Regions from separate parts of the Homo sapiens genome. Here region 1 is linked to region 2. A link is a loop called in an ENCODE intact Hi-C map of the cell type or tissue named here. Cell type or tissue: heart right ventricle. All regions are shown on one strand. Links, peaks and the distances in the headings refer to the core of each region. The heading gives the core; the rest is flanking DNA. Region 1 overlaps COL15A1 (collagen type XV alpha 1 chain). Region 2 overlaps GALNT12 (polypeptide N-acetylgalactosaminyltransferase 12).

Evidence for each region. A loop is a pair of places that touch in the nucleus more often than their neighbours do. Peaks named below come from ENCODE experiments on the same cell type or tissue, not always from the same donor. Only the 100,000 strongest peaks of a DNase experiment are listed, where the experiment ranks them.
Region 1: it touches region 2 in a loop (7-fold over the local background); 26 of 110 quality-filtered maps call a loop at or near these places.

The regions. Positions count from the first base shown.
Region 1 is chr9:99,007,624-99,020,284 of GRCh38, forward strand. COL15A1 (collagen type XV alpha 1 chain) reads left to right here. Exons shown (of 42, transcript NM_001855.5): 10 at 7,794-7,943; 11 at 8,353-8,496. Among named protein-coding and RNA genes, the nearest start is that of COL15A1-AS1, 69 kb to the left of the region's middle. In heart right ventricle, for the core only: a CTCF peak has its summit at 5,559; no DNase peak of the experiment used is centred there.
Region 2 is chr9:98,841,640-98,854,300 of GRCh38, forward strand. It overlaps GALNT12 (polypeptide N-acetylgalactosaminyltransferase 12), which reads left to right. Exons shown (of 10, transcript NM_024642.5): 8 at 2,457-2,570; 9 at 4,338-4,484; 10 at 7,313-8,442. The coding sequence ends at 7,453. Among named protein-coding and RNA genes, the nearest start is that of GALNT12, 40 kb to the left of the region's middle. RefSeq lists an enhancer at 7,008-7,302. In heart right ventricle, for the core only: a CTCF peak has its summit at 7,085 (motif pointing right); a DNase peak (open chromatin) is centred at 7,092; H3K4me3 peaks cover 637 bases; H3K27ac peaks cover 1,123 bases; H3K27me3 peaks cover 283 bases.

The DNA of each region.
Region 1 (12,661 bases), core at 2,140-10,139, 170 kb after region 2:
AACAATCCTGGAAAATTGATATAGGTCATATTACTCTGAAGTCCATACATCAGTAGGCAGGTATGAAAGTGGCTTATTATGTAAATAGGTTGCTGTTATTTTCCTCTGAAGTTTAAGTTGTCTAGCTTCAGTTTGCAGGGCTTTAAGAAAGCATGGCTTAATTTTAGTGATTTCAAAAATGGGGAAAAAATGGAAAAGAAGAAGAAGAAAAAAATTTGAAAACATTATTATGGAGACTTGTAGCCAGTACAAATTTTAGAATTCAGTCCAAACTGTAGAAAATAATAAAAATTGAAAAACATTAGGCAAGACCAAAATCTAACAACAGGTGTTCTATAGTTTATTTTAAAACATAAGTTTTCTCTTTCCAGTCCCATTTTCACTAAAGAAAAATCATAGGACAATTTCATTTGCAAATTAAGTTTTAGTCTTATTATACTTGGCCTGAGTATTTGCATAAAGTCAGCAAAAATAGTTATTTGCCATATAGGCTCCTCTTTTTTTTTAATTGACTTTGCTGGAGCTTTATTCCATAAAGAATCTCAGATTTGACTTTAAGGCCTTAAGGACAGCCCATGCCTGCAAATACCTGTATTAATTGGGTGAAGGCCTCACCTTGAGGTCTCAAGAAAACTTGGGGCTCCTGGACCTGTCAGAAAGTGACATTCTTTACTTACCACAGGTCAGGAACCTGTACAGAGATTGTGTAGACAAGGTATGAGGCCAGCTTTCCCAAGGGCTTTTATTGGCTCTATAAATCAACTTTGGTTCCTTAAAGGAGTCTGTATCTGATAGCATGCCATTCCAGTCAAAACCATGGTAAAATAACCAGTGTCTCCAGCTGTGCTCTGTTACAAAAGAAAACAGATTGTTATCACACTTACACAAATAACTATATTGTAAGTTAAGAATACTCACAACTAATTACCAAATTTTTGGAGAGATCAGGTAGAAATATGCTCCAAATTTTGTTTATATGAGTATATTTTACTCATTTTTTTTTGAGGCTGAGTTTCTCTCTTGTCTCCCAGGCTGGAATGCAGTGGCATGATCTTGGCTCACTGCAACCTCTGCCTCCTGGATTCAAGTGATTCTCATGGCTCAGCCTCCCAAGTAGCTGGGATTACAGGCATGTGCCACCACCCCTGGCTAATTTTTGTATTTTTAGCAGAGATGGGGTTTCACCATGTTGGTCAGGCTGGTCTCAAACTCCTGACCTCAGATGATCCACCTGCCTCAGCCTCCCAAAGTGCTGGGATTACAGGCATGAGCCACTGCGCCTGGCTACTCAATTGTTAAAAGCTGTAAATAGCTCAAAAGAAAAGTTTTCTTGGCTCCGATAAACAAACAAAAAAAGGATCAGCAATGTTTTAAGCAAAAAGTTATAAAAGGATTTTCAGTCTTCTAAAAGTCCACAGTTAACTCCTGTTCTGCATGTTATTCATGAACATTTCAGCTCTTCATGGGAGCCTTGGAAGTTTTTTCTCTATTCTAACATTACAATCTTCAAAACTTGCATTGAAGAGCACCTATCAGAGTCCTATGCCGATTATAAAACCACCTTTTGAAAGGGATAAAAGCAAAACAACTGTGGATGACAAAAGTGTTGAAACAGTCATAGTTAAAGACACAATTGACAAGGAAACTTGGTTACTTCTGTGGCATACAGCAATTTTACATAATAATTACTACTGATAAAATATGCTAAAACATATCAGAATCACAGGAATTTCATACAACTCTGAGCACATACTAATAACACATTTATGTAAATATAATCCAAAGAAGGTTAAACACTGTTTCATATTTGAAAATACTTCCTGTATGATTTTATTATATCGAATAAGCCAAATATGTCTCTTTTGGACTTCAGGGGAATAATAGCTCAGAAGAAAAGCTTTCTTGGTTCTGAAAATCAAAAAATTAATGGGACCTAAGTTAGAATTTGACTTTGGAAATTTTGTCAAATATAAAAAGTATAAAACACTTGATATCACAAAATAGGATCACAGGTCATTGTAAAATAAGTCATTCATTTAGCCAAAGTGATACCTCAAAGAGTTAAAAAAAAAGGCAAAAATATTTATTCTTTGATTGAAGAGATTGATTTCTCAAACAATTAGCCCTAATAAAAACAACAGGAGGCCAATTAAATTTGTTTTTCAAAAATTTTTAAACAATCTATAAAATTTTAATCATCTTGACCATAAGATATAATTTCCATAAGCCTTTTTATAACCTTTATAACCTTTATTAAGGAGTGGGTTAATGCTCCAAGAAAACCTTGTTAATCTGACACAGGGGCCAATATGCTGGTCTTGCATCAGCATGCCTTTGACATTAATGGTTAATTTATAGAGAAACTAAACTTATTTTATCTCTCAAAATCTGCCCTTATAATCTCATGTGCCCACCTCTTCTGCAGTAGTCTTTGGACCTTGAGGAGTTGAATAGCTTTAATTTTTGGCGCTATGTCTCACGAACGCAGTTTATTTTGGTTGACATCTTCTACAGGATCTGTAGGTGAGGCTTTAACTGCTGTCAGTGTTTAAGATTTAGCAGGACTTGGTGTCCTTCTTAGACCCAGGAATCAAAGCCCTGTAACTTAATGGCACAAGTACTTTAAAAGCACATACAGAAATGTAGAGCACCTGATTCTGTCACTGTTCTGGGCACCACTATGTAACCTGCCATGATCCCTGGTGGACTGAACAAATGGGGGCAAATGTGGGAATAAAAGACAAGAGACAAAAGAGTATATTTGGAAGAAGGGGTCAGGGGAAACTTGCCTCTTGTGGACAAGGGCCCTGAGCTTTACACAGCCCTCCATATTTATTAGGCAAAAGAGACAGTGAGAAGGGGAGTGGAAGAAGGGGTCAGCTGCTTAGTCCAGAGTAGGCTTGCAAGACTGCATTCCTCAAACAACAGGCTCTAGATGTTGCAGTAGATAACCTCGGCACCCGGGAGTGATTGCCTCCAGCAAACCTTCTGTCGGCGGGAACACTTGTGAGTTTGCTCACATCCTGCATTCATGATAAACAGTTTGCTGTTCGATCATATAGCCTCCAGTGGAATGCTGAGTTGGTCACGTCCCATGGGCCTTCGGCTCCCTTCACAGAAAGTTATATGGACGTAATAACCTTAATTAAAAAAAATATTCTTTTTGTTAATCTGCATCTTTTCTAAGCAAACGAAAACTTAGTAATAATGACATAGGAATTATTTAGATAAAGTGTAAGATCTGTTTATTAGGCCAGTTACCCAAAGGCAAAAGAAAAGACCTTCTGCAGTGCGACTGCTGTTCTCTATGGGGAATATTATATTGGAAGAAAATACTCCTTTTAGATCTTTAAGATAAAACATTTTTTTAGCATCAGGCCACAACATTTATAACCAGAGGAAAAAAAATCTTACAGGAGCTGAAAATGAGTTGAAGATTAGTTATTATTTCAGGCCTTTTAAAAGGCGAGAGAAAACAGAAAAGAGCAAGATGCAATAAAAGTCGAACTTTGTGTAAAAAAATTATAATGCCTTGTAATTTATTAAGAGTAAAGCAATACCTTAAGAAAATTTTGTAGTTCAAACCAATTCTTTAGTGTATAAGTGGTTTTTTAAAAATCAAAACCCAATCTCTGGAAAGACCATTTTAAATAATTTCCCTTTAATTGTAGACAACTTGCTCATATGAAAGCTTTTTTTTTCATCTGTCTTCTTCTTATGATGTAAACAGACCATTTCTGACATGCTTGGACTTTCTAGTTTTCCTGAGCATCCCTCTTTCTGAAAAAAAAAAAAAAAAAAGTCATTTTATTCTAGGACAAAATTTACCATAAAAGATTCTTTCTTGTATAAAATTATTTTTCTTTAAGCTTTCTTACCAAAATTACCTCTTTATTTCTATAACTTTCTTTACATCTCTCTCATTTCCTGATTCCCTTCACTTTGTTTTATACATAACCTTTAAATAAGCTTTGAATGAGACAAAAATTATTCACCTTTTAAAAAACACACTTTTTTTTAGAAAGAATGTTTTCTTACAATATATTTTTTAATTGGAATATACCCAACTAATGAAATATCTATTATTTAATTTAACTTTAGATTCTAAATTATGACACATTTGTCTATAAGTATTTATCCCATTACATTTACCTAATTATTTTTAATACTGTACCTAGATTACTGTATTTATGAAAACTGCAATAGTCATTATTTAAAGTTATTTCCCTGCCAACCATTTTATAGCCTGTGAATTTCAGGTGTTTATCTAAGTAGAACCTTAAGATTAAATATATGGTTATTTTACTAAATCAAGATTTAGCTATTTTCATTAAACTAATGTTCTTGTCTTATTTATCAGACAGTACACAAGCAAAGGTTATCCTGTTTTGGGCTGAGTTTATAGTTTTGTAACCCTTGTGCCAAATTTTGACACCTTATAGTATTTGGCAGGGATAAGTATGAAATTGCTTGATCAATAAATGCAAACAAAAATGTATGCTGGCAATTCTTAAGACATTTCTAATATTGCTTTACCAGTAATTTTAAAACTAGCTTATTAAAGACTTAAGTCGTGTGAACTTGAAAAGCATTTGGGTTTATCATTTAATTTATGAGTACTCTTTAAGCCATTGTCATACCTTGTAGCGAAAAACACAACAAAATGTGTATGTACACATAAACACACACATACATACTCATACAACCAAAAATCCTATAGCTTTTACTTCAGAACTCTAGCCATGAAATATTAATACAAACACATTGTCCTGCAGAAACAATAACAAAAATAAATGTCTGGATGCAAACAGTGGATTTTATCTCAGGAGAAATGTAACAGCAGACTTAAAGCAGGCAGAGGCAGAGAAGAAAGCAGAGAGATAGAGAACTTAGGAACTTTATAGTTGCAGATCGACTTTTGGGCTCTGAATTTTTCTTGCTGTAATTGTGCATGAAAATACCATATATGTTCATTTTACAAAAATACTTGCAAGAAGAGGCACCATAAAACCAACAGAGTGCCTGAAAGAGGGTCATTCTCCTTGTTTTTCCTTATTCTTAGATTATTTGTTTCCCACCCTTTTTTTTTTTTTTTTTTTTTTTTTTGAGACGGAGTCTCCCTCTATTGCCCAGGCTGGAGTGCAATGGTACAATCTCGGCTCACTGCAACCTCCACCTCCTGGGTTCAAGTGATTCTCCTGCCTCAGCGTCTTGAGTAGCTGGGACTACAGGTGCGTGCCACCATGCCCAGCTAGTTTTTTTGTATTTTTAGTAGAGACAGGTTTTCACCATGTTGGCCAGGCTGGTCTCGAACTCCTGACTTCATGATCCCTCCCAAAGTGCTGAGACTACAGGCATGAACCACCGTGCCCGGCCTTTTTTATTTATTTATTTTTTATTTTAAGGGACGAACTGAGCTGTGGCCTAGCATTTTAGTGGAGTGTGTCAAAGTGTGCTGGTTGCGGGTGAGACTCTACAGTGTGTCACCACTGAGCCATTTCCACCCTCTTACGTGTCTCAGTTTCTCTCTGTGTAGTTCTAGCACCTCCAAGAGGCTCAAAATCAAAATGCAGGGTGACCAGCTCCTATATGCACTTCCTGAATGAGGCTTTTTAAACTAATTTTGTTGGGGGTTCCCTGTAGGGTTGCTGCATGTCATGGGGGGGTCAACCCCCCAAGACACTCCCACTTGCCCTCCAGTCACCCAGGGGCACCTTTCAGCTGGGAGGTGCAAAATGCCCTTTCTCTTTGAAGCTGAGGAAACTCATTCTCCCATTTATCTGTGAAAACAATAGTTCAATTCCTCATGCAAAATGCTCACACTAGCCAATTGAGATTAATTTCAGGAGGAAAGGCAATGGAGAAGACACCCTTTAGAATGTACCTCTGAACTAGAATTAGGGTCCTAAACAATAACTTCCTAGGAGAAAAAAAAAAAAAAACAGCTAAGACCACTTCCTGTAAATTGTCCTCAGCCACCTCTAACTTTGTACTCTCATCCACCATTATACACACTAAGGTCAAATCCTCTCCCGGTATAAGGTAATCTCTGGTACCCCCAAAAGCCAAAGAGGTCAGGTCTTACAATACAGGAGAGCAGAGCTTCAGACCTAAGAAGAATCTGCTCATGACTCTTGAAACTCCACAAAGAAAATGGAACACCCCAAAAAGGGGCGGGTGGTGCCTTTGTTCTGAATACTTTAAGGGGTTTGAGTCATTGGAAGCCTCCTCTAGGTTTTTATTGGTACTAAAGATAGTGAAGGGGGAAGGAGGTATAGGGCGGAAGAAAAGTAAACGAAAGAAAAAAAGTTTTTAAGACAGGAAGCAAGGATAGCAAACGTGCATGTTGTGTTTTTTTTTCCCCTCTCTTGCAGCTGTGAGAAATTTTAGCCAATTCAGAGAGGTCTTGTTACCCATAATTTAGAATTCTCATTCAGATTTGACCAAGTCAGGTAGAGCTGGTCAAATCTGATGGGAGAAAGATCAGAACAACAACCAAAAAAACCCTAACAACATGATTACTGAGCACTTTAATAGTAAGGAGAAATTAGGAACAGCTGGTTGTTAATCTTAACTTCAGCTAAGACAAAACCCCAATTCAGCTACTTACTAGAGATAGGTCTTAGGCAGAAGATTGCTCTCTACCATCCTAGAAGCAGGAAAGAATTTAAACTTGCCTTCCCTGTTAGAAATGAGCTCAAACTCCAGAAAGGAGTTAGGTGCCTTCCATCATCCTAGAAGCAGGAAAACTTGCATTCCTTGTTGGAAGCAAGTAAGACTGCAAAAAAAGAATTGTACAGCAAAATAAACTTTAGAACTTGACCAAATTTTGGGAGATCAGGGATTCTCTGGAGGGGAGGCTCCTAGGCCTCAGCAAATTGTCCTATTGGTTTGAACCATAAAGAAAGCTCAAGCTGGTATCAAGCACCGATATGAGATTTGTCAAAGGTCAGTGGCACCTCCACTCAGAATCCCTTCTTGGTTGCCAAAATGTGAACCCCAAATATCTGAGACAGGTCTCAGGAAAGTTAGGTAGTTTATTTTGCAAAGGTCAAAGACATGCCCGTGACACAGCCTCAGGAGATCCTGACAACATGTGCCCAAGGTGGTTGGAGCACAGCTTGGTTTTATGCATTTTAGGGAGACATGAGACATCAATCAGTATATATAAGGTGTACATTTGTGCTGTCCAGAAATGCAGGACAACTCAAAGTGGGGAGGGGGCTTCCATGTCATAGGTAGATAAAAGACAAATGATTGCATTCTTTTGAGTTTCTGATTAGCCTTTCCAAAGGAAGCAATCAGATATGCATTTATCTCCGTGAGCAGAGGGGTGACTTTGAGTTCCATCTGTCCTTTGTCTGCAAGGAATTTCCTTATGGACAAATTATTAGGGAAGTATGTAGCTTTTTTTTATCTTAGTAGCTATCTTTTTAAGGGCTAGAATGGGAGACAGATTTGCCCTAAGTAGTTCCCAGCTTGATTTTTTTTTCCCTTTGGCTTATTGATTTGGGGATCCTGAGATTTATTTTCCTTTCACAAAGCTAAGGCCAGAGAAGTGCTTAGCAGAGATGTGCTAGAAGGGACTCTGGGGTGGGTGGGAGGATGCCCTGAAAGGTACGTTCTAATGCTGGAGCTCCAGGCGAAGGTGTGGTCCTGGAGGAGCAAAGGAAAGGGAATCATGGAGCCTCCAGTTATCTGAGGCTTTAGCGCTTTCCACCCCCCAGCCTCACACCCACTGAACCAGGGGCATGGGCGAAGGGGCACAGCTCCTCATGCCAATTTCATTTCAGGGTCCAAGCAGTGAAGACAGTTTAACAACAGCTGCAGCTGCAACCGAAGTGTCCCTCAGTACTTTTGAGGATGAGGAAGCCAGTGGGGTCCCCACAGATGGCCTGGCTCCCCTCACAGCCACCATGGCCCCTGAGCGGGCAGTCACTTCTGTAAGTGTCATCTTGTGTCCTCTCTGGCTCACAGGGGAGAGACAGGTCTGCATCATGCGACAACAGTCATCCTTGGCCTTGGCAGGGGCACCTGTAGCTTGGTTATGAGCACATGTCTGGGTGGGCAGCTGCTGGAGGGAGGCAGGACACAATGCTGGAGTGTAGCAGAGGCCACAGCCCTGCTCCCTCCTAGCCTTGCCCAAGAATTTACTCAGAGACAAGTGGTCCACAGTTGGCACTGAGGCTTAGAAGAGATGCATATTTCAGAAGGGGTGTGCTGGGGGTAACGATGATCGTAGGTAAGAACGTGCTTTGAAACTGGGCTGGCACCACAGAAACGACTGTTACAACTCCCTGGCAGCCTCATGAGCGAGGTGAGGTGGTGCCTTAATGCTGGTTTTGTTTTCAGGGTCCTGGTGATGAAGAAGACTTGGCAGCAGCCACAACAGAGGAGCCCCTCATCACAGCTGGGGGTGAAGAGTCCGGCAGCCCTCCCCCTGATGGGCCACCGCTGCCCCTGCCCACAGTGGCTCCTGAAAGATGGATCACTCCAGTAAGTGGCATAGAGCTGTAAGATTTGACTTGGCAGACCTTACAGGGGAGAGAAAGAAAGGCCAGAGTTGTGGGAAGGGCTGGCCCCCAGCTTTCTCAGAGGTAGGTTTTCATGTTGGTTTGCAAATTTGGGCATTTGAGGAGCTTTAACCTGAGGAAAGCTTGAGGAAACTCCAGATCATAGAGAAAAAGCAAGAGATTAAAGTCAAGGGGACCTAGCTTTGTGTCCCAAACTGATCTTTGGATTGAAATGAGATCTAACAGTCAGTGTTCTTCTGGGGACAAAGTTGACAGTAAGACGTGGCGGGTCTGTAGAGGGGATGAGAGCATCAGTGCTGTGTGTGTGTTGGGGGTGACCTCCAAGTCCCTGCCAACATGAGTTTTTATGACTCTTGGCTACAACTGTGTGACCTTAAGCAAATCCGTTGATTTCTTTGGCCCTCCGTTTCCTCATCTGTGAAAATGAGTGGCTGCAAGGCCAAGTCAGAGAATGAATGCAGGTTGGAGAACGTTTACAAAGCTCTGTACCCACACCTAGGGTTGTCACCACTTAAGGACTATAACTGTGTCTCTTAGAAATAGGAAACCCAGACCTGGCCCTCAGCTTGGGCTTGTGTGAAGAGGGACTGCTCTTCCAATGTGAACACATTTTTAAAGGAAAATATCTCCTTGGTGATCAGCATTGGCTCATCAGTTCCCCAAACACCACTTGGTCATGCACACTTTGAAAGCCACCACTCAAGCTACAGTCATGTGGCCCATTGGCCACGGTGCGGCAGGACTGACCTGTGAGGGGAGGGGCTGTGGGACGGGAGATCAGGACAGCCCCCTGAGGTCCTGAATGCCCCTTGCTCCGGGGCCTCCTATAGCGGTTATCACGCTGCTTCCTGTCTCTTTAGAGTTGTCTTGCATTCATTCGTTGATTCACTCATTGACTGGACACATAGCGGCTCTGGGCCCTCAGTCAGGACACTTGTAGATAGAGATGAATGTGACCTCACTCCTGTCCGCAACAAATTCACAATCAAGCGGCAGGAAGTAAGCCATCTGAACTGACATTGATTAATCACTCTGTGCTCCAAGTTTACCTGATTCTCTTCACCACATTCCTCTTCAGTATAAGGTGAATGGGAGATAAGATGTGGAGAGGTAAAGTCACCTGCCACTGTTGCCTGCCTCTGAGAGGTAGAGCTGGGATTTGAACCTGCATGCTGGCCTGCAAAGCTGGAGCTCTTGAGCTTCACCCAGCTGAAGTCCTCATCCATGAGAGTGTGGTGTGGTGGGAAGATCCTGGACTGGGGGCCAGGAGTTCGAGGTTCTGCTTCCAGAGATGCTGCTGACTTGTTGTAGGCCCTGGGCCTCCTTGTCATCATCTATAAAAGGAAAAAAGGTGAAGAACAACTCTGGTTTTTAACTCTGGTCACGCATTAGAGATGGCTGGGAAGCTTAAAACAATGCAGGTGTCTGAGTCCAGTGCTAGACCAAGTAACTGAGACACTGGGGCTGGGGCTTTGGGCTTGCAGGGCATCTAGTGGGCAGCCAGCTCTGGATTGACCCGCTCATGCACTGTGACTTCCCAAACAATGTCCCCCTGCTCTTCTGCACCTCACCCCAAGGTATACACAAAGCACCAAGTTCAAATCTCCCTAGTGATGCCACATCGGGCACAGATAGAGCCGGTTCTCCTGTTTCTTTCTCTTTTTAACGTTTTATTATTGAAAACCTAAAAATGTCACAAAGGAGCTTAGACAAAGGAGCTTAGAATAGTATAATTAACCCCCACATACCCATCGTTCAGTTTGGATAATTATCAACACTGACAATCTTGCTTCATCTGTTCCACCTCCTACCACCATCTTTTTTGGAGAGAAGGGGAATACTGGAGTATTCAAAAATCAACCCCAAACATCCTATCATTTATTTAACTGGTAAATAATTCAATGTGTATGGCTGATAGAGTGATCTGGTACCTTTGTTTTGGTCATAGCCATAGTATCACGATGCATCTAACAAAATGAGCAGGGGTTCCTTCGTATTATCTAATGCCCTGGCTATTTTGTTTTAAAATACCTCTTTCCAGTTTGTTTGACTCTGAATCCAAACAAGGTCTACACATTGCATTTGGTTGATACGTCTCTTAAGTGTCTCTTAATCTCTAATTGTCTCCCGCCTTCTTTTTCCCTTTTGCCATTAATCTGTTGAAGAAACTGGGTCAGTTTCTTCCTTAGACCCTTGATGTTTTCAGCTTTGAGAAGTCAGTCTGGTAAGGCTGGCTGTGCTCATGGGAGTGTGAGGGTTACTGCTCCTGGGAAGCTCTTTGTCCACATATATTAACAATCATAAGAGCGCATATTGCTGACCAGAAACTTCTCTTCTAGGAATTGATTCTAGTGGAGATAGTCTGATAGCCTTTGTTGTTGCCGCTTTTTAAAAAAAGGCTTTGTTTACAAGGATGCTAATCTCAGTGTTGTCCATAATAGAGAAAAATTGGGCATAATTTAATTAGCCAACAATAGAAGATTAATTGAATTAAAGTATATTCAAACAATGGAACATTATGTAGCTAATAAAATTATACCTGTTAGAAATATTTAATGATGGGGGAAATGCTTAGCATATAATGTTAAGTGAAAGAAGCTGGTTGTAAACCTAGTATATTGTGTGGTTAACTATTTAAAAATACACACATGCAAAAACACTAGAAGGAAATACCCTCTGTAAATGTTGGCAGCTGTTGCCTCAAAGTGGTGGAACTGTGGAAGGTTGTTAGGTTTTTAATACATTGTGGTTTAATACATTTTCTACTATGGTGGCTTACAATTTTTATGATAGATTTTTTAAAGCTCTGAGAAGGAAGAGAGAGAGAGAGAGACAGACACAGAGAGAGTTAGAGATAGAATGAGAGAGAGAAACGGAGACATGGTTGATGTCTGATGAAGACATTCCTGCTAAGTCCCCACGTTAGGGATCTGCAATGAACTCAGATGAATGCCCCGATTCCTGAGCAGAGTCTAAAAGCACAAGATTGTCAAGAAGGCACCCACCTTGGGATATCTCTAGGATCAGTTTTTTTGTTTCTGTTTTTGTTTTCTTGAGACAGGGCCTCACTCTCTTGCCCAGACTAGAGTGCAGTGGCGTGATCTCGGCTTACTGCAACCTCCGCCTCTTAGGCTCAAGCGATTCTCCTGCCTCAGCCTGCAGAGTAGCTGGGATTACAGACAGACATGTGCCGCTACTACCCGGCTAATTTTTTTGTTTGCTTATTTGTTTGTTTTTAGTGGAGACAGGATTTCACCATGTTGGCCATGCTGGTCTTGAACTCCTGACCTCAGATGATTCACCTGCCTCAGCCTCCCAAAGTGCTGGGATTACAGGCGTGAGCCGCTGCACCCGTCCTCTAGGATCAGTATTGGCCCAGCCTCTAGGATCAGTATTGGCAGATATGTGACAGAGCCAGGCATGCTATACTGCCATGGTGACTCTAGGTCAGTTTGAATCTCAGAGTCACCATGACAGTATAGCTTGCCTGGCTCTGCTACATATCTGTGGCCAGTTTTCTTCACTTCTCTCTGTCACAGTTGACTCATGCATCAAATGGGAATCATAATCTTAGAACCTACCTCTTGATTTGTGAGGATTAAATGAGTTCATCCATGGAAAACATGACCCAGCACATAGTACATGCTCAATAAATTAGCTGTCTAGAATTATTTTGCAGATGAGGCCCAGAAAGGATTAGAGCTTTGCTCCTAGGGGTCCAGTAGGAGTGAGAGCCTTTGTCTCTGGATTTTTTAGTGCTTTGGTTTTCTGCACTGTTTACAACCACTGTCTTCAGACGGGAGCCAGAAGTTGATTAGCAAAGCCCACACTGGTCACAATGATGTCATTACATTTCTAAGGACTGACTAATAGATCTTAACAAATATATGGAGAATGTTGCCCTGGAAATGAAGTAATATATTTAAAAATCTGTGTTGTGGAACACAAGTGAGAGAGAAGACTGATTGTCAGGTGTGGGTGACTCCAAATGCCAGGCTCTTCCCACTAGTCATTTGGCAAATAGGTACTGAGAGCTTATTATCTGCCGGTGCAGGGGATGGTGCAGTGATCAGGCAGCCTCTCTCTTCATGGGGCTCACTGACTTCAGCCCAGTACAAGCCCTAGCT
Region 2 (12,661 bases), core at 2,907-10,906:
TTAGAATTCATACAGAAAAGGCACGACAAATTCTTTTTTTTTTTTTTGAGAGAAAAGTCTTGCTCTTGTCCCCCAGGCTGGAGTGCAATGGCGCGCTCTCAGCTCACTGCAACCTCTGCCTCATGGGTTCAAGCAATTCTCCTGCCTCAGCCTCCCGAGTAGCTGGGATTATAGGCACCTGCCACCATGCCTGGCTAATTTTTTTTTTTTGTATTTTTAGCAGAGACGGGGTTTCACTATGTTGGCCAGGCTGGTCTTGAACTACTGACCTCAGGTGATCTGCCTGCCTCAGCCTCCCAAACTATTGGGATTACAGGCATGAGCCACCATGCCCGGCCAAGGCATAACAAATTCTTAAGTCTTTTCTTTATTTGCTTATTTTCAGAGTAAGAGTTGGTATTTTAGTTTCCTCCAGTTGTATCTACTGGGTTGTTTTTTTTTTTGTTGTGGCTCATTGTTTTTTTTGGCTTTTTCTCTTCTTGAGTGTCATTGTAAACTAATGGGTGTTTAAATAGCCGGTGTGCTTCAATCAATTCATCTTTTCTTCTTTGTATTGTTTTTTGAGACAGGCTTCTATTCTGTCACCCAGGCTGGAGCACAGTGGCACCATTGTAGCTCACTGTAGCCTGGATCACTGGGCTCAAGTGATCCTCCCACCTCAGCTTCTTAAGTAGCTGGGACTACAGGTGAGCACCACCACACCTGGCTAATTTTTTATTTTTATTTTTAGTAAAGACTAAGGTCTCGCTATGTTGCCCAGGCTGGTCTTGAACTCCTGAGCTCAAGCATTTCTCCTGCCAAGGCCTCCCAAAGTGCTGGGATTACAGGTATGAGCCACTGTGCCCAGCCCAATTCATCTTTTTAAAAAATATATGAAAATTGTTTTTGGCCAGTGGGAGTCCCTTTATTTTGGCTTCTGAGGTCTTTGACACCTTACAGTGGCGTTGATAGCCTCCTTGATTCTGGCCAAGTTGTCCCATTCGAGTTTTAAACATTTCCTGCCATTCCTCCCAGAAGCCCTGCTCCTTTGTTGGGTAACGGTATTGGGAGTCAGTCTGGATGCTGGCGGTGCCCGTTGCTATGCGTTGTCATTGCCTCCAGACCATGCAGTTTAACAGAAATATAATGAGAGCCACCGTTGTAACTTAAATTTTTTTAGTAACCATATTAAAAAAAAAGTAAAGTTAATGAAATGTTTAACTCAGTATATCCCAAATAATATCATTTCAACATATAATTAATATAAGTATTTATTCATTGAGGCATTTTACATTCTTTTTTCATACTAAGCCTTGAAATCTGGTGTGAATTTTATACTTATAGCATATCTCAATTTGGATTAGTTACATTTCAAGTGTCCAGTAGCCACAGTGGCCAGTGGCCGCCACATGAAATAGCACAGCTCTAAATTTTTCTCATTGGGCAGAGAAAGGAAATTCGTATTTTTGAGAAACAGATCATGAGCTTATATTAATATCTGAAAATCCAATGTAGTCTTGAAAAATTTTCTTTGATAGCATACTCATATTTCTTTTTTCTTACCCTGAAAATCTTGGTTTTAAACAATATTAACATAATTACTTATTTTCTTTATCCTAAAATATATTGAAAATAGTTTCAAGATAATTAATACAGTACTACAGCTTAGAGTATTATACTGAATGAGGTTTATAATTTCTTTGCAGCTCAGTTTGTTTATAGAATATATTTCATAGGTGGTATTTTCAAACATACCATGCTCTAAAGTGATTTAAATTAATTCTTTTTTTTTTTTTGGTGGTGGGGAGGACAGAGTCTTGCCTTATTGCCCAGGCTGGAGTGCAGTGGCATGATCTCAGCTCACTGCAACCTCCGTCTTCTGGGTTCAAGTGATTCTCCCGCCTCAGTCTCCCAAGTAGCTGGTACTACAGGTGCACCCCACCACACCTGGCTAAGTTTTGTATTTTTAGTAGAGATGCGGTTTTGCCGTGTTGGCCAGGCTGGTCTAGAACTCCTGGCCTCAAGTGATCCACCTGCCTCCGTCTCCCAAAGTGCTGGGATCACAGGCATGAGCCACTGAACCCAGCCTAAAATAATTCTTTCTTTGTGTCTATCGCCTGCTTGATTTAGTTAGCTTAATTAATCTAGTTCGAGGTATCAACCCAGGTATATTTGGACTTGCACAGCAGTAAGGCTGCTACTAATGAGAAAGAAAGAGAGAGGAGCTTTCAGGCCATGAAGAGTTTATCTCTCTGGTCCTCAGGCTTATCAACTTAAAATAGGGGTAAGGATTCTTGCCTGCAGAACAAGGAAGCACTTTTAAAGCTAGAAGGTGCTGTACAGAAAAGACTCTTACCTTTGCGTCTAGCTCTTGAAGCAGGCTCTCCTCTCATGCCAGGTACCCTCCCCAAGCCTTGTGTGGCATCTGTTAGTGTCTATAAATCTGGACTGAAATGCCACATTTATGTTTTATTTAGCTCCAGAACAAAGGACTAACAGACTACTGCTTTGACTATAACCCTCCCGATGAAAACCAGATTGTGGGACACCAGGTCATTCTGTACCTCTGTCATGGGATGGGCCAGAATCAGGTAGGTATGAGCCTCAAAAGAGGAGAAAGCTGTGTGTTTTGTTAAAAAAATTAAATAGTTGAATTTTTTTCTTGTAAAAGTAATATTTGGGAAATATAAAAAGTAGAAGCCTAGGGTGGCCAGACTCAGAGAGACCACTGTTAAAATTAAAATGTGTTTTCTTCCCATCATTTTTTACACATAACACACAGAGATTATGTGTTGTAAATAGTTGTCATAATGTCTGTATGTTTTATATTCCATTATTTCCATTCCCTTCATCTACTTTTCTTATGTTATTAGATACCCCTTGAGAATATCATTCCTAGTGGCCACTTGATATTTCATTTTGTACCTGTATTACTGTTTCGTTAACTGGTTCCCTGCCTCCCTGTCTTTGCAATTATAAATAACCCTGCCTCTAACACCTTGGGTCAGACAGAAGGAAGGATAAAGTAACAGATCTGCATTTCAGATGATTTCCTTAGAATTAATTGTTAAGTGGAATGACAGGTTTAATGCATAGGGCCACCTTGCAAGGTGGTGTTTAGGGACATTGCCTCAGCTGGGGGCCAGGTGTATCTGTCTGGGTGAAGGGCTGTAATTCAGGCTGGGCAGGGGAGATTCAGTCCTGGGGGAGTCTGAAGACCAGAAAAGGACCCCCAGCCCTGGAAAGCAGTTGACAGGACCCTTGGAGGATGCAGGAATGGAGAGAAGTGTTGGTTCTGGGCCTCTGAAGCTTCACCGTACCAAGGAGTTATCAGACACCAGGAAACAAAGGGATAGAGATTCAGATGTTGTTTTTTCCAATCTGGATTCACCCCAATGCCACTTGAATATGAGGCCTTCTTATGGTCAAGAGTAAACTTTCTTAATTCCAACCCCTGCAACCTTAAATTATTTAGGTTTTCAACACTGTTTAGAACAGCCTTCCTCAAAGCTGATGGTACCTGAGTGCTACCATCAGCATCATCTGGGAGCTTGGAAATGCACATTTTCAGACTGATCCCAACACTACCGAATCCCAGACTCTTGTTTTAAGCAGCTTTTCAGGAGATAATGGTGTGACAAGCCCTGCTCTGTGCGCCTTAAGAACACCCACCTGTGTCAGAATTTTTGAAAGGGGCTGGTGGGGTGGGTGGGTGTCTTGTCAAAGATGCAGAAAATGCAGCTTCCTAGGCCCCACCTCACACATAAGGAATCCTTATTCCGTCTCTGGGATGGGGCCAGCAATCAGCATTTTTAACAGTCACTGTAGGTAGTTCCTAGTACACTCAGGTAGGAAAACCATTGTCCGGGAAGAACCAAGTCTTCCCGTTAGCGGTCACATTGTCTGCTTGTGCACAGCACTTTACATCTTCTAGGAACTGTCATATTGGGGGTTTGGGAGGAGAGACTGAGGAAAAGGAGAGGAAGTAGCTAGTCAAGGTCACAGAGAGCCCCCAAGAGCTAGTGCTGCGATGGGTCCATTTCCCTTCCTCCCATCCCACACCAACACAGCATTCAGCACTGCAGGCAGGAGGTGACATGCACCAGCCCTGTCTCCCTGTCTAGCAAGCTGGGCAGGCATGGGAAGGGCCATTTCCTCCACGCTCATGAAGCACTGCAGTAGCGGTTCACTGAGGGCTGTGGGATGCGGAGGAACCCATCACACAGGCTCGTGTTGGTGGTGACGCAGGTGCATGACCCCACCCATGCTCTCGTGATCCCAGGTTCTTGTCCAGCGATCTTTCCTCTTCCCACATCAGTGGAAAATGTTGTGTTACATGTTGGCTGCCCCATTTTTAGTTTTTCGAGTACACGTCCCAGAAAGAAATACGCTATAACACCCACCAGCCTGAGGGCTGCATTGCTGTGGAAGCAGGAATGGATACCCTTATCATGCATCTCTGCGAAGAAACTGCCCCAGAGAATCAGAAGTTCATCTTGCAGGAGGTAGGTGAACTCTCTCCTTCCTTCCTGCTGACAGTCCCTGGGCTATAAGGGAGAGTGTGAGAGTCAGACGTTCTCTCTGGCATAGTCCTGGTGAGGATCAGGGATGTGGCCATGCATGGACAGGAGCTCTGGAAGACCTGGAACCTCAGTCCCAGTGAGCCTGGGGGGCGGTGATGGCAGGAGATTGGAGTCCCCTGGCACACGGTGTCATTAGCACTGCCTTCCTTCCTCATTGTCCAGTCCCTTTTAGTCTTTTCCATTTCCCTTGCACCCCCATGAGCTGCAGGCACCGACATGGAAACAGCTCTTACAAATGCATTCAGAGATGAAAGGGCTTTAAATGAGTAAGCCAAATAGCCCAAGTGTAAGGATGTTAGCCAAAGTGTTAGATCCAGATATAAGCCACCCCACCTCTCTAAGCCTTGTTTTTCCCAGCTTTAAAATAGGTACAATAGGCCAGGCACAGTGGCTGACGCCTGTAATCCCAGCACTTTGGGAGGCCAAGGCAGGTGGATCATCCGAAGCCAGGAGTTCGAGACCAGCCTGGCCAATATGGCAAAACCCCATCTCTACTTAAAAAAAAAAATAGCCAGGTGTGGTGGCATGCCCCTGTAGTCCCATCTACTTGGGAGGCTGAAGCAGGAGAATCACTTGAACCGGAAGGCGGAGGTTGCAGTCAGCCGAAATCATGCCACTGCACTGTAGCCTGGGAGACAGAGCGAGACTCCGTCTCAAAAAAAAAAAAAAAAAAAGGTGCAATAATAGCAGACTTACTTTACTGAGGATTAGATGCATAGCCAGAAATATTCTTTGGAAACTATAAAGCTCGATAGAGATTAGTTGTTGCTTGTGGTATTATAACCAAGAAAACACCTCTGATAGAGTAGTCTCCCTGGATAGTCACAGTTGATTTGAAACTGAGGGTTACCTCAGACCTGAGGGTGCTGGCCCCACCACACTTGCAGTCAGCTTGCATCAGGACTTGTAAATCGATCATATCCTTTGACTCACTAAAAAGCATGTGAGGGAATAAATCCAAAGAAAATCATTTGAAAGAAAAAAATTCATTGTTTTTTATCTCCCTGGGCAGCTTTCACTCCCAATATACTGCTTATAAATGGGTTTATTCTAAAGATGATTAAAAGCTGGAATATGTTTTCCTGCAGAAAAATGTTGTCACTAGCAATGACATTTGCAGGCTGCCCAGAAAAGCCACACACCATGGTGTTACCTATTGAATACAGGAAAATAAGAAGGAAAAATACTTCTGCACACCCCAGACGTCTCTGATCTTCTTGAATGTCCTCCTCTTCCCATCTTTCTCCCAACCAGAAGCCATTGTAAGCCCTCAAGGAATGGTAGTGGACACTAGAAACAATAAAATCAGTTTGACATATCAAAAATTTTATCTTAAATTTCAGTGACCATTTAAGGAAAAGGAAGTTTGTTCAGGAGGCTGGGAAGAAGGATACTGAATTGGATTTTTTACCTTTCTTCAGGACGCTTAATACTTTGATTCATATGTGAAAAGGATACAGCTTGATTTATTATATTTCATCAGTCATGCCCTAAATATATATATATAAAACAAATATATATTGAACAGAAACATATGTGAATTCTGAAGGAAATGTCCCCACTTATATTCACTAGACCATAATAGAAAGCTTAGTTCTTAGGGCTGGATCTTTTTTTTTTTTTTTTTTTTTTGAGACGGAGCCTTGCTCCACCAAGGCTGGAGTGCAGGGGTGCAATCTCAGCTCACTGCAACCTCTGCCTCCTGGGTTCAAGCGATTCTCCTGTCTCAGTCTCCTGAGTAGCTGGGACTACAGGCGCCCGCCACCACGCCCAGCTAATTTTTTGTATTTTTAGTAGAGATGGAGTTTTGCCATGTTGGCCAGGCTGGTCTTGAGCTCTTTGGCCTCAAGTGATCCACCTGCCTCAGCCTCTCAAAGTGCTGCGATTACAGGCGTGAGCTACTGTGCCCAGCCTTGTATTTTCTTATGTAGGCCTAAAAACCTCTGAAATGTCATTTCTTGGATTCTACAAAACATGAGTTTGGATTTTTTTGAATGAAAAAAGTTCCATTTAGTGAACAGCACATCACAAAGGTTTTTCACTGATGTTGTTATTCACTCTGCCTGTTTGCTGCTCAGCCATGATTAAGTTCGTTGCATACAGCTTATAACAGAGAGGCAGAGGGAAAAGATAAACACCAGGCCTGAGAGAGAGACTTGCTGAGATAATTGAGCAAGGGCTGGCAGAAAGGAGAGAAGCAGGAGGTCATTAAAGAAGACCATCGTCTTTGGGGTTTGGGAATTGGCACAAGGCATATAACCCACTGATTCTCTGATGTGTGACAGGTGAGTAGCTCAGGCCAAGTGACTGGCTTCCTCATCCATCTGGTCTGTGGCTGAGCTGGGACTACAGCCAAGTTTCCACACTCTGTTTAAATACCTAAGAGAAAGAGATCACCCTGCACGGAATGAGTTGACCTAAGAGGAGTGAAAGAGATAAACAAAGGATCTTTGTTCCTGATTTCCCTGAAGGAAGCCAAATGCAATAGGGAGATGTAGGGTATGACACATGCCCAGAGCAGCCAGCAGGTGGCACCATCGGTCCTGTGAGAGGCAAGCGGGACGCAGCCTGTACAAGCCTGGTGCTGTGTCCCCGGGACAGTCCTGAGTTGCTGCGTTACACGGAAGACACTTACCCCTCAATAAATATTTCTGAAATGGTAAAAATCAGACCCTGATCTCTTTAAAACATGTCTTTAGGAAAAAGAGACTTTTCTGATGACTTGCCTGTCATTCTGTTATCTTTTGTAGGATGGATCTTTATTTCACGAACAGTCCAAGAAATGTGTCCAGGCTGCGAGGAAGGAGTCGAGTGACAGTTTCGTTCCACTCTTACGAGACTGCACCAACTCGGATCATCAGAAATGGTTCTTCAAAGAGCGCATGTTATGAAGCCTCGTGTATCAAGGAGCCCATCGAAGGAGACTGTGGAGCCAGGACTCTGCCCAACAAAGACTTAGCTAAGCAGTGACCAGAACCCACCAAAAACTAGGCTGCATTGCTTTGAAGAGGCAATCATTTTGCCATTTGTGAAAGTTGTGTTGGATTTAGTAAAAATGTGAATAAGCTTTGTACTTATTTTGAGAACTTTTTAAATGTTCCAAAATACCCTATTTTCAAAGGGTAATCGTAAGATGTTAACCCTTGGTATTTAGAAAATTAAAACCTTATAATATTTTTCTATCAAGATGTATATTTTACAGTCGTGCCTTTTACTCTCATTAGCAAAAAAGATAAAGATTTTATTTTGGTATTTACAAGAATTCCCAGGTACGAAGATATCTGCATGGGTGGAAATCAGGTTCAAGCAACGTACTTTGCATTAACTGATAATACCTCAGCTGCGGGGTTAAAGTTTTCCCAGTATAGAGAGACTGTCACTAGGAACATTGTATTGATTTATTCAGGTCATTGAGATCTTCTAGATGTATTTTAAAAAGAATGCTTTTTGGTTATGTGTTGCTACCACAGTTAACACTCCATAATGTTCATGTCAGCCAAAGAGGACTAACCAAAGCTGAAATCTCAGAGAACAATTTGCTTTACTAAGCTGAGTCAACTTGAGAGCGAACTTCTAACAATGCCGCACTGTAGTGTGGCTGGTTCTACCACTATGACTTTAAAACATGTTTATATCATTTTTAATTTTTATGATACGGTAGTGTCAGGGAGAAATGTAATGTTCTATATGAAATTCCTTTTTCAAGTTTGTTCATTAATAACAGTTATTAATTTAAATCAGCGTTAGAGTTTGTGCTGCTGCAACTGCTGTGAAAATTTCTCTGAGTAATTCTGATTTGTGAATGATCCCAGACCAACCCTGAGATTTTGTCAACCTGATTAAGTCAATATGAATGATTAAAAAGATGTGAGAACACTGACTGCAGATCTTTTTGTACTGTAAACCAAAAATAAAATTCTAGGGCCGGGTGCGGTGGCTCACGCCTATACTCCTAGCACTTTGGGAGGGCAAGGAGGGCAGATCACTTGAGGTCAGGAGTTCGAGACCAGCCTGGTCAACATGGCGAAACCCCGTCTCTATTAAAAATACAAAAATTAGCTGGACGTGGTGGCATGCGCCTGTAATCCCAGCTACTCCGGAGGCTGAGGCAGAAGAGTCTCCTGAACCCAGGAGGCGGAGGTTGCAGTGAGCCAAGATCGCGCCACTCTACTCCAGCCTGGGCGACAGAGCCAGACTTTGCCTCAAAAAATAAAAAATAAAATTCTGGGGTCCCCCATCTGATTGAATGGACTCCTCTCTTGGCCAAGAAGATCCCAAAAAAACCTGAACCTAGTTCAGAACTGAAAAACTAGTTCAGGCCATGATGAGAAGGGAGCAGTATCCAGACAAGCCTCATTACCCTCTCCTCCCTTTGGAGTTTAAAGACAACTGACTGGCATTCACGTTAAAACAGATCTCTTAAGATGGACCAAACAGACTCTTTGTAGCAACACATACCAAATTCCAACCTGACTGGTATAACATCCTATGACCCTGAAGGAAATCCAAGTATTTTGCCACAAAATATATTTCTTTAACATATTCTGAAATGGCCCTGCAAAGCTGTCTCTTGCGGGGGAAATTTACATTCTGTAGAGAATCTCCTTCCCTAACTAGGTCTTTTCAGGAGAGTCTGACACTTTTTAAGGTCTGATAAGAGACCTTCACATCTATTTTCTCTGAAGCCTGCTACCTGGAGCTTCATCTACATAAGAACCTTGGCTTCCACCCACCATCCCCCCCACCCCACCCCACCCCACCCCACCCCTTACTTAGTTCAGCTGACTTGGACTCTTCAGGCAGAGCTTAACTCTTTCAACCAATTGCCAATCAGGAAATCTTCGCATTCGCGTGTGACCTGGAAGCCCCGCCCCCCGCCCCCTTCTTTAAGATGTCCCGCCTTTCCAGGCCAAACCAAGTTATGTCTGCCTGTAACTTCTGTTTCCCTAAGATGTGTAAAATCAAGCTGTAACCAACCACCTTGGGCACATATTCTCAGGACCTCCTGAGGTTGTGTCACAGGCCATGATCCTTAACCTTGGCAAAATAAACCTCTGAATGGATTGAGACCTGTCTCAGATAGTTTTTGGTTTACAGGACCAATCAGATGGGAGCGATGAAGATACACGTGGAATTGATTAAAAGGTATCAATTTGTGTCTCAGGCTCTTTTTGACATACATTCTCCACTCAGATCCTGTCAAGGACCAGTTTAACATTTACCCAGAAACAACTTGGCTTGGGCTGGCTCGAATCCATCTGATGCAACTTAACTTATCTGTACTTCAGTTTCTTCATTGGAAAAACAGGGATAATTAAACCAAGATATGGGATAGCTGTGAGGATTAAATAACACATAGCAGGTCAGGGCTTAGGCCCTGGTGTTACCAGAAAGGGATCTGGATCTTGGATTACGCACAAGAAAGAATTCAGGGTGAGTCCAAAGAGTAAAGTGAAAGCAAGTTTATTAGAGAAGTAAAGAAACAAGAATGGCTATTCCATTCTTGGGGGTCCAGAGTACCCCCGAGGACTACTGGTGGGCTATTTCTGTAGTTATTTCTTGATTATATGCTAAACAAGGAGTGGATGATTCATGAGTTTTCTGAGAAAGGGGCGAGGACTTCCCAGAACTGAGGGCTCCTTCTCATAGACCATATAGAGTAACTTCTTAGCATTGCCATGGCACTTGTAAACTGTCATGGTGCTGGGGGGAGTGTCTTTAGCAGGTGAATGCATTATAATTAATGTATAATAAGCAGTGAGGACCACCAGAGGTTGCTTTCATCCCATCTTGGTTTTGGTGGGTTTTGGCTGGCTTCTTTACTGCATCCTGTCTTATCAGCGGGTTCTTTGTGACGTGTATCTTCTGCTGACCTTCTATCTCATCCTGTGACTAAGAATGCCTAACCTCCTGGGAATGCAGCCCAGCAGGTCTCAGCCTCATTTTACCCAGCCCCTGTTCAAGATGGAGTTACTGTGGTTTGAACACCCCTGACACTGGCCCACAGTATGGGCTTATTAAATATCAGCTTCTATTTTCAGAAATGTACTTTAATATTTATTCAAAAATAAATATTAAGTAGTTTAGCTTTTTAAAATCTTTATGGGATTAAACAGCTCTTTAGCAGGCAGGAATAGCTTTCGACACAGCTCAGTTCTCATAAATGTGAGGCAGTGTGGGCCAAGCTTCCCTTCCTACCGCTGTGGGAACTTGTGAAAACAGACGCAATGCCCCCCCTCAACCCATGAGTTAGGAAGTCCTACCCTGTCTCCCCTCCCCACCGTTTCTGTCACATCAGTGTGAGCTTGATGAAGGGGTGTTGGGCCCTCCCAGATGCAGGGAGACAGTTCAGGCAGACATAAAATTAATGCTGACAAAATCCATCAAGAGTGCAGGGAGGCTGCAGAGGTTGCATGTCTGGAGAGTCTGCCGAGCATGGCAGCTAATTAGTTTTGCTTGAGAAGTCGCCCCTCTAACTCCTGCATCCGCTTACATTCGGTCATTTTTAGGCTCGAAAACAGTCAATATAAAATAGAAATCATATTTTGGGGGGTGTCAAGGGAAATCTTTACACAGACTGGGAGGGAATTTACAACATCTCGAGAAAACGTTCTCTTCACCGATGGGTGAAGAGCCTGAGAAAAAGCCCATAGGGATGTGAGGGAATTCACACATCTATTCACTGTACCCGAGTGGGTTCCCACCTGCCCCCACCTGCCCCCACCTGCCTCCCTGGCAGGTGTGAATCCAGGGCTGATGTGTGGAGTTGGAGTCCTGGGGGCCAGCCCCAGCTGTGGCAGATTGGCAGATTGTTTCGCCTTCTAGGACTCTGTTGTAGTTTCCTCTAATTTGGTCTTGAGGTCTGTCTCAAGAGCATGGGTAAAAACTCTAGCCCTGCCCTGCCAGGGCTCTAGGGATTTGGTCATGAATGTTTATAGTGTGTCTTTCATGGGACACTTCATCCTGGCAGACAGCCTAATGCCTGGGTGTCCAACCCATGACAGGGTGTTCCTCTCACAGAAAACTTGGTTTATACTGGAAGATGCCTTTGTGGCTCTTGTCTGACCTGCTCAGTTTATTCCTACCAAGACAGCCCCTCTCCAGGAGAGCCCTGACGGGGGAAGAAGGTAGGTTTGGGTGTGTTGGTCAGGTGAGACACAGAAGAGGCAACTCAGCAAAACACATGAAATAAGGCTAGGCATGGCTCACACCTGTAATCCCAGCACTTTGGGAGGCTGAGCCAGTGGATCACCTGACATCAGGAGTTCAAGACCAGCCTGACCAACATGGCAAAACCCCAACTCTAATAAAAATACAAAAATTAGCTGGGTGTGGTGGTGGGCTCCTGTAATCCTAGCTACTGGGGAGGCTGAGGCAGGAGAATCACTTGAATCTGGGAAGTGGAGGTTGCAGTGAGCGAAGATCGCACCATTGCACTCCAGGCTGGGTGATAAGCAAAACTCTGTCTCAAAGAAACAAACAACAAAACAAAACAAAAAAAACAAAAAAACCCCACATGAAATAACAGAAAAGCATGTTACTCACAGATCAGAGAGGCCGGGGAAGGAGGCCTCACGGGGCCAATAGGAGGGTGAGAGCTGTCCAGAATATGCATTCAACCAGCATATGGGGAGCAAGAGAGAGGGACCTTTGGGCCAAAGCCTTTTTATTGCCCAGGCTGGAGTGCAATGGTGCAATCTTGGCTCACTGCAACCTCTGCCTCCCGGGTTCAAGCGATTCTCCTGCCTCAGCCTCCCAAGTGTCTGGGATTGCAGGCAGGCACCACCATGCCTGGCTAATTTTTTGTATTTAGTAGAGAGGGTGTTTCACCATGCTGGTCAGGCTGGTCTCAAACTCCTGACCTCAGACACGCCACCCGCCTCGGCCTCCCAAAGTGCTGGGATTACAGGCATGAGCCACTGTGCCCAGCCGGGGCCAAAGCCTTTATTGGGATCCAGGGAAACCAAGCAGTTTTCCCAATGGGAGTTTTAATTGATGGGTTTGGAACAAGCAGGCAGGAGTTCCGGGAGGTCACAGGTGACTGGGAAGTGGTTGCTGTGCATATCTACACAGGTCATGTGAAGTGTAGGGATCGGTGG